Regions from separate parts of the Homo sapiens genome. Here region 1 is linked to region 2. Evidence: chromatin contacts called from ENCODE Hi-C or POLR2A ChIA-PET data. All regions are on one chromosome and are shown on one strand. Each heading gives the region's core, a stretch centred on a gene start or an enhancer-like site at or near the end of the contact. The rest is flanking DNA. Distances are from core to core; before and after follow the strand shown. Region 1 holds the start of BCL2L10 (BCL2 like 10). Region 2 overlaps LOC112268150 (a long non-coding RNA gene).

Region 1 (4,870 bases), core at 57-2,556, 43 kb after region 2:
ACATGGGCCACTTCAGTCATTGAATCAACGCCAATAAGGTGGTGGGGAAAGAAATGGGGTCTAGCTCAGAGCCCCCAGAGGCATGCAGTGGGCTCATCACCAGGTGGCTTTCCTTGATCATCAGCTGCAGGGCAAGGGCCTGTCCCTCTAACCTTGACCACAGAGATGAAGGCTTGCAGCTGAAAGCCAGGGGCCTAGAACGTTCTCACCGAGGACTGGGTGCAGAGGACTAGAAATTAAGGAACCTTGGGTCAGCGCCACCACTGGGCGACCACCACACTCCACAACCTCTCTGGCCAGGCTGAGAGGCGTAGGGGGTTGTGATCAATGGGTCTGAGTCTCTCCAAAGGCGCATTTAATAGGCGAAGGAGAAAAACACCCCACCTGGCTGGGGCCCCGCCATTGCTGACTTCATTGGTTGGGGATTTCTATAGGAGCAAAACGTTCAGACCTAACGTGGGTGCCCCCCTAAAAGTCCCCGACGGCTAAGGCCAGGGCAAGGTCCAAGTGAGCAGACCTAAGCCTGCGCAGCTGCTTCGGAACGGTTCACGGCCGTCTAAGAAGGCCGATTTCTGCCGGCCTTTCTGCCAGGGGAGGAGAAACCCCAGACTTCACAGCGAACGTTCCAGGCCCGCTGAAACGAGCCTTTCTGCTTTCACGAAACCTCGTTCCAGGGGCCTGGCGCGGTGGGTTCCTCACCGTGCCAGCCTCGTGGGCGCTTCCCGGCTGCCCGTCCCGCCCCGTGTCCCGGTGTCCGCCGCGTGCTCACCCAGCCGCCCTGAGCCTGCAGCCAGGCGCGGTGCTGCCCCATGAGCCGCGAGCTCAGCAAGGCCACCAGGCGCTGGCAGTCCCGGGCGACGTCGCCCTCCTGCTCCTTTAGCCGCGGCTGGAAGCCCCACTTCTTCCACCGGGCGGTCACCAGCGGCCCTCTCTCCAGCAGCGTCCCTGCGAAGGTCACGAGCGTCACCACTCTGCCCCAGGTGGGGCCGGGGCTGTCGGAGAGCACGGAATCCGCCATCAGCGCCACCAGCTCGAAGCGGTTCCCGGGGTAGCCGAGGTAGGCGGAGAAAAAGGACCGGTGAATCTGCCGTAACCTGGCGGCCGCGGAGCGCAGCACGGCGGCCTCGGGCGTGGATGGCGCCGGCTCGGGGGTGCCGGGTTCCCGGGCGCAGTACCCCAGGTAGTCGGCCAGCAACAGCTCGGTGCGCTCCCGCAGCGGGTCGGCCATGGTGGTGCGCTCCCGCAACTGGTCAACCATGGTCCGGCCTCTGCTGGGGGGCCGGGCCTTCGCTGGTTTTCTTGGCCCGGCCGCGCCTCCCCCAGGGTAGGGCTGCCGTGCCCCGCCCCGGCCCCCGGCCCCCGGCCCCCGGTATATTGTTTTTCAGGACTGAGAGAAGAGCCTTTGATGGGAATCCCACCTGCACCTGTTCCAGTCCCCAAGGCAAGGCCTGGTGGTGCGCACGTGTTCGCGTAGCAATCAGATGCACTGTGAGACTCGGGTTATTTAGCTCCAGTGGCGCGATCTTGGTTCACTGCAAGCTCCGCCTCCCAGGTTCACACCGTTCTCCTGCCTCAGCCTCCCGAGTAGCTGGGACTACAGGCGCCCGCCACCATACCTGGCTAATTTTTTTGGATTGTTTAGTGGAAACGGGGTTTCACCGTGTTAGCCGGGATGGTCTCGATCTCCTGACCTCGTGATCCGCCCGCCTCTGCCTCCCAAAGTGCTGGGATTATAGGCGTGAGCCACCGCGCCCGGCCATCTAATATTTATATTAAACTTTCTCAGTTCATATTACTCCGTGGCTTCTTTCTCCTGATTGGATCCAGACTGATGCAGAATGGATACTAGCAGTGGTATTTCTGGGGGTTCAGGGGTCTGGAGCATGTTGAAATAGCCCTCCCAGGGTGAAAGATGAGTTGCTGCATCTTGCATCACTACAAAAGAGGCACGGCACTTGGCAGCTGTCTTAGTCTGTCCAGGCGGCTATAGCAGAATGCCATAGACTGGGTGACTTATAAATAAAGGCATTTATTTCTCACAGTTTTGTTGGCTAAAAAGTCCAAGGTTGAGGCCCTGGCAGGTTCTGTGTCTTGTAAGGACCTGCTTCCTGGTTCATAGACAACAGGCTTCTTGCTGTGTCCTCACATTGCAGTAGGTGTGGAGTAGCTTTCCGGGGTCTCTTTTATAAGGACAATAATCTCATTCGTGAGGGCTCCACCTTTGTGATCTAATACCTCCCAAAGGCCCCATCTCTGAATACCATCACACTGGGGGTTAGGATTTCAACATATGAATTTTGGGGGACACAGCCTGGAACAGTAAGCCATTTTGGACTTTGAAGGCAACATATACTGTGTTTGTGCTATTTCAACCCAATTGACAGGCTGGTGGATTGAGGAGCAGAATAAGAGAAGACTCTGCAGAAGGTTCAGGCTGCAGTAAAGCTGCCCTACCACTTGGGTCTTGTGATCCAACAGATCCAGTGGGACTTTGTCCAACAGGGATGCTGTATGGAGCCTCTGGCAAGCACTGACAGGAGAGAGTACAGACCTCTAGAATTCTAAAGTAAATCTAGAACCTCTTCTGAAGATAACTACTCTCCTTCTGAGAAGCAGGTTCTGCCTTGCTACTAGGCCTTGATAGAGGCAGAATGCCTGACCATGAAGCTTGAGCTCCCATCATGAACTGGATGTCATCTGACCTACGTAGCCATAAAATTGGATGTATACAGCAGCCACCTATCATCAAATGGAAATGGTGTATTAGAAACAGCCCAGGCAGGTTCAGAAGGTATAAGTAAATTGTATGAGCAGGCGGCTCAGACTCTTCCAACATCAACTCCTGTTGCTTTGCCTCCTCTCCCTCATTCTACAACTATGGCTTCTTGGGATGCTGCCTATGTCCAGTTGACTGAGGGAGAAAAACCTCCAGCCTGGATTATAGATGGGTCTGTATGATGTGCTGGTACCACATGAAAGAGAACAGCTGCAGTATTCACTCACACTCACTCAGGGGTGACTGTGAAGGGCAGTGGTGAAGGAGAATCCTTCCAGTGAGCAGAAACTCAAGGCTGTCCACTATGTCTGGAGTGAGAGATGGCCAGAATACAGACCTAAATTGATTCATGGACAGTCGCTGATGGTTTAGCTGGATGGTCAGGGCCTTAAAAAGAACAGGACTGGAAGATTGGTGACAAGAAAATCTTGGAAAGAGATATGTGGCTGAATCCCTCCGAATGGGCAGACTGAAGATATCTGCATCTCACCTGAATGCCCACCAAAGGGCATCCACTGCAGAGAAGACCCTGAATCAGATGGACAGAATTACATGCTCTGTGGCTGTCAGCCAGCCTCTCTATGCAGCTGCTGTGGTGTCTGCTCAACGGGCCGATGAACAAAGAGCTCTTGGCAGCAGGGACAGAGGATATGTATGGGTCCAACAACATGGAATTCTCCCTCCAAAGGCTGAGCTGGCTGGTGCTTCTGCTGAGTGCCTAATCTGCCAAAGCAAATGATTTCTTACAGTGAACTAAATAAGTGTTGTTAGAATATAAATTTCTGTACATCAAATTCCCATTTGAACTGGTTTTGACGTCTTACTGGTTTCCTTATTAATCAGTGAGTTAAAAGCTTGGATACATGTTCATGTTTTATTTGCAAGACAGTCATGATTTTACCTTTTTGTACATTAAACTTTAGCAGCAAGAACATTGTTTTCTCTTAGATTTGCAGTAGCTTTGGGGTAAATGATAAATCCTCTGGAACTGCCATTGGTAACTCAACAATGATGAAAAGAACTAAACAACAAATGAATAAATTAACCTCAACATAGAATTTCCAGTCCACACAATATGAGGCAGTTTGTAATAAGACTCGGTGAAAATCCTGTCTCTGCAACTTGGAAGCTGTGCAGCTATGGGCAAGTTATTCAACTCTCCTAACCTCAATCTCCCCATCTAAAAATGGGGCATCACGGGGCTGTCACAAGGATTACATGAATCGGTATATACAAAGTGCTTAGCACAGTACCTGGCACACAGTAAAAGGTTGTCACTCCACAGAAACTTTTATTTGTAAATGGTAAATCCTCTGGCAACGGTGACTATGCTCACTTGCCCCATTATCAGCCAAAACCAAAATGTGACAATATTGGTCTTACCTATGTGGTTTCTGTTTTATTGAGAATAGCTAGTGACTGCTTATTATTTTTTCCACGTTTTAAGTAACAGCTTTATTGAGATGTAATTCATATACCAAAAAATTCACCCTCTTACAGTCCAGTGGTTTTTAGTCTATTCACAGAATTGTGCAATCACCACCATCTAATTCAGTTCCCCCCGGAGAAACTCAGTGCCCACTAACCGTCACTCCTCACCCTAGCCCTAAGTGACCACCAATCTGCTTTTTGTCTTTATGAGTTTGCTTATTAGGACCTTTCATATACATGGAATCCTACAACATGTGGCTCTTTGTCTCTGGTTTCTTTCCCCTGGCACAATATTTTCAAGGTTCATCCATGTTGCAGCATGTGTCCACGCTTTCTTTCTTTGTATTCCATTCTGTGGATGCGCCATATTTTGTTCATCGATTCATCCACTGTGGAACATTGGGGCTGTTTCAGCTTTGGGCTATTATGAGTAATGCTGCTATGAACATTTGCATTCAAATTTCTGTGTGGACATATGTTTTAATTTCCCTTGGGGAGGCTGCCAATTACCGTGGAAAACACACAGGTTGGAAACAGTGACCTCTGCTTCATGGTTCCTGGTTTCTGACAAAGTTAATCTTTCACCATTGGTGTGCTGGTTAGATAACCTTGGGTTCAAAGACAGACATTTCCTGTTGTCACAGTCTTTACATAAACGCTCAT
Region 2 (4,782 bases), core at 1,329-3,828:
TAAAATGCTGTCTTCCCTGAAGGAGACCTAGGATTTTTCTTACTGGGAAACTTGGCTCCTGGACTTAATCCACATTCGTTAAACTGTCACCTTGGCAGTTTAGTGGCCATCTACACAATGATCTGACTTGTTGGCATTAAAAAGTCCAAACATAGTCATCAAAGGAAGAAGAAAGTAAAACTGAAACCCCTTATATAAAATATGCTTGCTTTAGGGTGACCCAGGCTGAGTACTAAGTTGTAAAGTCAATTTCCAATAAAAATTTTATGTGCCAATTACTTTGTCTCCACTTGCAATCAAAGTATCTTTATAGGGTAATGAAGATGAAATACTCCAAGAGGCAAAGTCTTTCTTTCTCTGCCACCCAGGCTGAAGTGCAGTGGTGTGATCACAGCTCACTGCAACCTTGAACCTAGGCTCAAGTGATCCTCCCACCTCAACCTCTTGAGTACCTAGGAGTAGCTGGCACCTTTGTTAAAGATCATTTGACCATATAGATGAGAATTTATTTCTGGGTTCTCTACTCTGTCTCTTGTCACAGTTTTTGACTGTTTTTTTCCTTTGAGACAGGGTCTTACTCTCTGGCCCAGGCTGCAGTACAGTGACATGATCATAGCTCACTGCAACCTTGACTTCCCAGGCTCAGGCAATCCTGCCTCAGCCTCCTGAGTAGCTGGAGCCACAGGCATGAATCAACATGCCCAGCTAGTTTTTACATTTTTTATAGTACTTTTAAAATTTGTTTATAGAGACAGGGTCTCCCCCATGTCACCCAGGCTGGTCTTGAACCCCTGGGCTCAAGCAATCTTCCTCAGCCTCCCAATGTGCTGGAATTACAGGTGTGAGCCATTGTGCCTGGCGGTAAAGCATTTTTTTCTGACATGAGTATGGCCACCCCTGCTCTATTTTATCATTTGCCTGATAGCTTTAGTTTTAATTGCTACACCACAACGTATTTCTTAAATGACATCTTCCAAAATTTTGCTTCTACCAACATCTTTGCAGTGAGAATTCTTGTGAACATGTGTAAGAGTGTCTTTAGGGCAGATACATAGGAGTAGAGTTGCTACATATCTTCAAGTCTATGAAGATGCCATGTCCCTGTCCAAAAGTGATTGTACTGACTCACATTCCTGCCAGCAATGCACAAGAGTTCTTATTCATCCACATGCCTCCAAGCAAGAAACCAAGTTTCTTCCATTGAATTAATCCTACCAGCTTTGCAATGTTCAGTTTACAGTAGGAATCAGGATTTCTAATTCCAAACAACTGCATGGCTGGAAATCATGACTACACCTTAGGGATCCTTAAGTAGCCACTTCAATGTGAGATTGCCTTGTTTCTCATTTCCTATTGCTCCAGCCACTGCAGCTTGGGAACAGAGGCTTTAAATCTTAAAGGCTGAGCCAATTATGTCATTACACTGGGGTCCATACCTAAGGAGAAGTAGATCATGAATCAAATCGGGTTTTCAAATAAAATCCAAGCAAACATCACCTTTGCTTCTCAGTTAAGACACCTGCATAGTATTGGTTATGAAATTATTTGCAAGCACTGTTTTCCATTTGATACTTTGGTGTGTTTTATATAGAGCACATTTAGTTAGTGATCTAGTCAGCAAGTGGACCGTTGTCTGAACCGCTGACCTGCTCCCAGCCTTTTCAGTACCTGTTTACTATTGAATTAAAAATCAATAGAAGCTCTACCCTAAGTAGGTTCATCATGTATGGCATATTAATCAATTGCAGTTTTACCTGATGCCTCTCCATGTGAGCATTGTTTATCATTCAGATCCTAGTACCTTCTGAGTAGAGAAGAAAGAAGATTGAACCGGAAATCAGGAGATCTGAGTTCTGGACCCAGTTTTACCACTGACTCTCTGTCATTTGGGTGTCACGATCTTGGTGAGCCTAAGTTCCTTATTCAACTAGAAATGCGTATTACTCGATACTGACCTGGAACAACTTCTGAACCAGACACTGTCTTACTCAATTCTAACCCATTATAATAGCACAGCGATTAGCTCTTGCCAGGATGTGCTTGCTTATAGATCTTATTTCTATAATATCTTTATTGAACTGGCTGCATTAAATGTGCCTTTTAAGCAGATTGAGAATGAAATTTTGTGTTCAGTGCACGTTTACCAGTTGACAGGTAGAGGAAAAGGCAAAAGTATTAGAACTCCAGGGTTGTTTGCCTTTGAAAGAGCAGTGTAAACTCACTAAGCTCTTTCCTGTAGGATCTAGGGCAGTCTCCTTAATTAAGCCAGGTGAAGAGAAGGATCTTTGTGAGCTCTTTCAACATAGATTCCAACATCTATGTAACAAATATCTTACAGAAGGGAAGGGTGTTTGATCATCCACGTTAGAGCACTGTTTCAGTTATAATGCAGAGCTCTAACAAAGAAACTCCACTGGATTCGCATGTTTATCTTAGTATAATACAGTGGTAGTGTTACAAACCTAGCTAAGCAGAATACTGACTTTCCATTACAATTGTCAGCCTCTGCATCATCTTGCTTAATTAGGTCTTAGTGCTGTTGTAGCTGGGTGAGTGGGAACGCCGGTGCCAGATTTGAGATGCTGCTCCCAGTCTCCTGGTTCAAAGTCCAGTCCAAGCCTGTTTCTTCATGCCCAATGTAAACCACAAACTTGGATCCACGTCTGTACATTTAGACTCTGCTTCCACCCGGACTTACCAATCCCACACCCTCCTGACTTGAACCTCTGAGGCAACCTCAGCTGCCAGCTGGGACATTGAACCTTGCATGCAGCATTGCATAGTGTTTAGGCACACATGCTTCGGAGTCAGATCAAATCAAAGCTTAAAACTGTTCTTCTGCTTACAAGCCTTGTGGCCTTGTAGAGGTTATTCAACCTTTTGATTTTCCTCATTTGTCAAGTAGAGCTAATGATACCTAATTCGTAGAGTTGTAAGAATTTAATGAGATACTGTACACAAAGCCTTTTTAGCATGATGCCTGGTACTTAATAAATCACCATTGCCCTTGTCCTGTTTGAATTACTGCCCATGCCACCCAAATTGTACTGAACACTGGATTCTGACCTTGACGCTGCCTTCAGTATTGCATTCTCCTATCAATCTAAACTTCTGGCCTTGACCTACAGATGGCTTCTTGCTCTAGCCATAGTGCCCACCAGCTCTATCCAACTTTTGGCTCCAGCTTCTGGTCCTTTCTCACCAGTCAAACCATTGCCCAAACAAATTAAGTGTAGCAGCTCTCAGACTCCAAAAGACTAGACTGAGCCCATGAGTCTGCAATTGCTTCCCCCACCCCACCCCCCAGAACAAGCATCTTCATTTAGAAGCCAAAAGCCTTGGAGTCATCTTAGACTCCTTTCTCTGAAAACTCACATCCAATCCATCAGTGAATCCCATGGCCATATCCAGAATCTGACCACTTTTCACCATCTCTATCGCTGCCTTGTGATCCAGTCCACCATCCCAGTCTGCTGGACCATGCCAATAGCCTCCTAACTGGCCACCATGCAGTTTATGGTCAGTACAGCAGAGTCATCCTTGTAAGTCCTAAGTCAAACCACATCACTCCTCTAGTTTCTCAAAATTTGAATGACTCCCCCTCCTGAGGGTAAATATCAATGTCTTTACCGAGGCTCACAGGCACCTCTCCACTGCCCCCTCCTGCGCTTGCATGGCTTCAACAGCACTGGGCCACAGTTGCTCCCACCTTAGGGTTTCTTACATGTTCTTCTGGCTGCCTCGAAAGCTCTTGGCCCAGAGAGCTGCATCACTCCCTCCCTCCCTCATTAGAAGTTTTTGTTCAAGGTCAGGAGATCGAGACCATCCTGGCTAACACGGTGAAACCCCATCTCTACCAAAAAGTTAGCTGGGCGTGGTGGCGGGCGCCTGTAGTCCCAGCTGCTCGGGATGCTGAGGCAGGAGAATGGCGTGAACCCAGGAGGCAGAGCTTGCAGTGAGCAGAGATAGCGCCATTGCACTCCAGCCTGGGCGATAGAGTGAGACTCCATCTCAAAAAAAAAAAAAAAAAAAAAAAGTTTTTGCTCAAATGTCACTTTATCACAGAGGCTGTGCCTGACCAGCGCATATAAAATAGCATGCATCCCATCACTCATATGCCCCTGCCCCGCTTGATTTTGCCTTCCAGCACATAACCACTGATGTGATATATCTTTATTTACAGATTGTCTTCCCCTGTTAGAATATAAGCTTCTTGAAGCAGGAACTTTGGCTCTATCCCCAGCCCCTGACACAGGGTGTGGGACATGGTGAGCACACTGTGTTTACTGAATGAAGGCATGAAGGAAACTAATGCTGACTGTCTCGTTTGTAAATTCCCTCTGGAATGATGGTGCTCTGGAACAGTGAAGCTCTGTAGATAGGGCTGGGGTTTGCTTATTAGTTTTTGGGTTATAGTATTCGTAGTTCTCCAACTTTGTGTAATTTGCAAAGGGTTATCTAACTTTGGGATTCCTTAGATGTCACTCTCCTGAACCAGCAAGCTCCAAGTTGCAATCCCAAGAGCAGTTAGAAATTCTCGGAATATGTAAGGCTGGTTGGGCTGGTTTATTATCCTTAATTGCATTGTCGCGTGTAGGTGCAGTTTAGGTGAACGATTGTACTGCTCCTGAGTCAGCTGCTCAACTGCTTCCCTGTTCTCCTTGCTGGGTTGACTGTACCTGTTAGGATTGCACAACATACTCGTGACCCAGTTAAGACAGCGCCATGCAGTTTGGTTTTCAACTGCCTCTGCGCTATTGCTATTCGTAGCCCTGCCAGCTG

Evidence for each region. A loop is a pair of places that touch in the nucleus more often than their neighbours do. ChIA-PET counts read pairs that join two places held with the same protein, here RNA polymerase II (POLR2A). Pooled maps may share reads with other maps.
Region 1: a loop to region 2 is called in a pooled map, with 2.0 times the contacts of the local background. The contact joins the promoter of BCL2L10 here to the enhancer-like site in region 2. A Hi-C loop is called at or near these places in 3 of 168 maps with a recorded cell type or tissue (Caco-2, GM12878 and dorsolateral prefrontal cortex) and 1 of 50 pooled maps. POLR2A ChIA-PET finds 5 or more read pairs at or near these places in 9 of 52 experiments (AG04449, GM12878, HEK293 and 6 more).

Annotation. Positions count from the first base shown.
Region 1 is chr15:52,111,469-52,116,338 of GRCh38, forward strand. It overlaps BCL2L10 (BCL2 like 10), which reads right to left and starts at 1,307. Exons shown (of 2, transcript NM_020396.4): 1 at 770-1,307. The coding sequence starts at 1,258. It overlaps GNB5 (G protein subunit beta 5), which reads right to left. Exons shown (of 13, transcript NM_016194.4): 13 at 3,632-4,870. RefSeq lists a silencer at 1,154-1,313.
Region 2 is chr15:52,067,098-52,071,879 of GRCh38, forward strand. All of the region lies in intron 1 of LOC112268150 (a long non-coding RNA gene), which reads right to left. MAPK6 (mitogen-activated protein kinase 6) reads left to right here. Exons shown (of 6, transcript NM_002748.4): 6 at 1-278. Among named protein-coding and RNA genes, the nearest start is that of BCL2L10, 43 kb to the right of the region's middle. Within about 2 kb of position 2,579, at least 3 of the 41 ENCODE cell types and tissues checked have a DNase peak (open chromatin) inside an H3K27ac peak, as active enhancers do.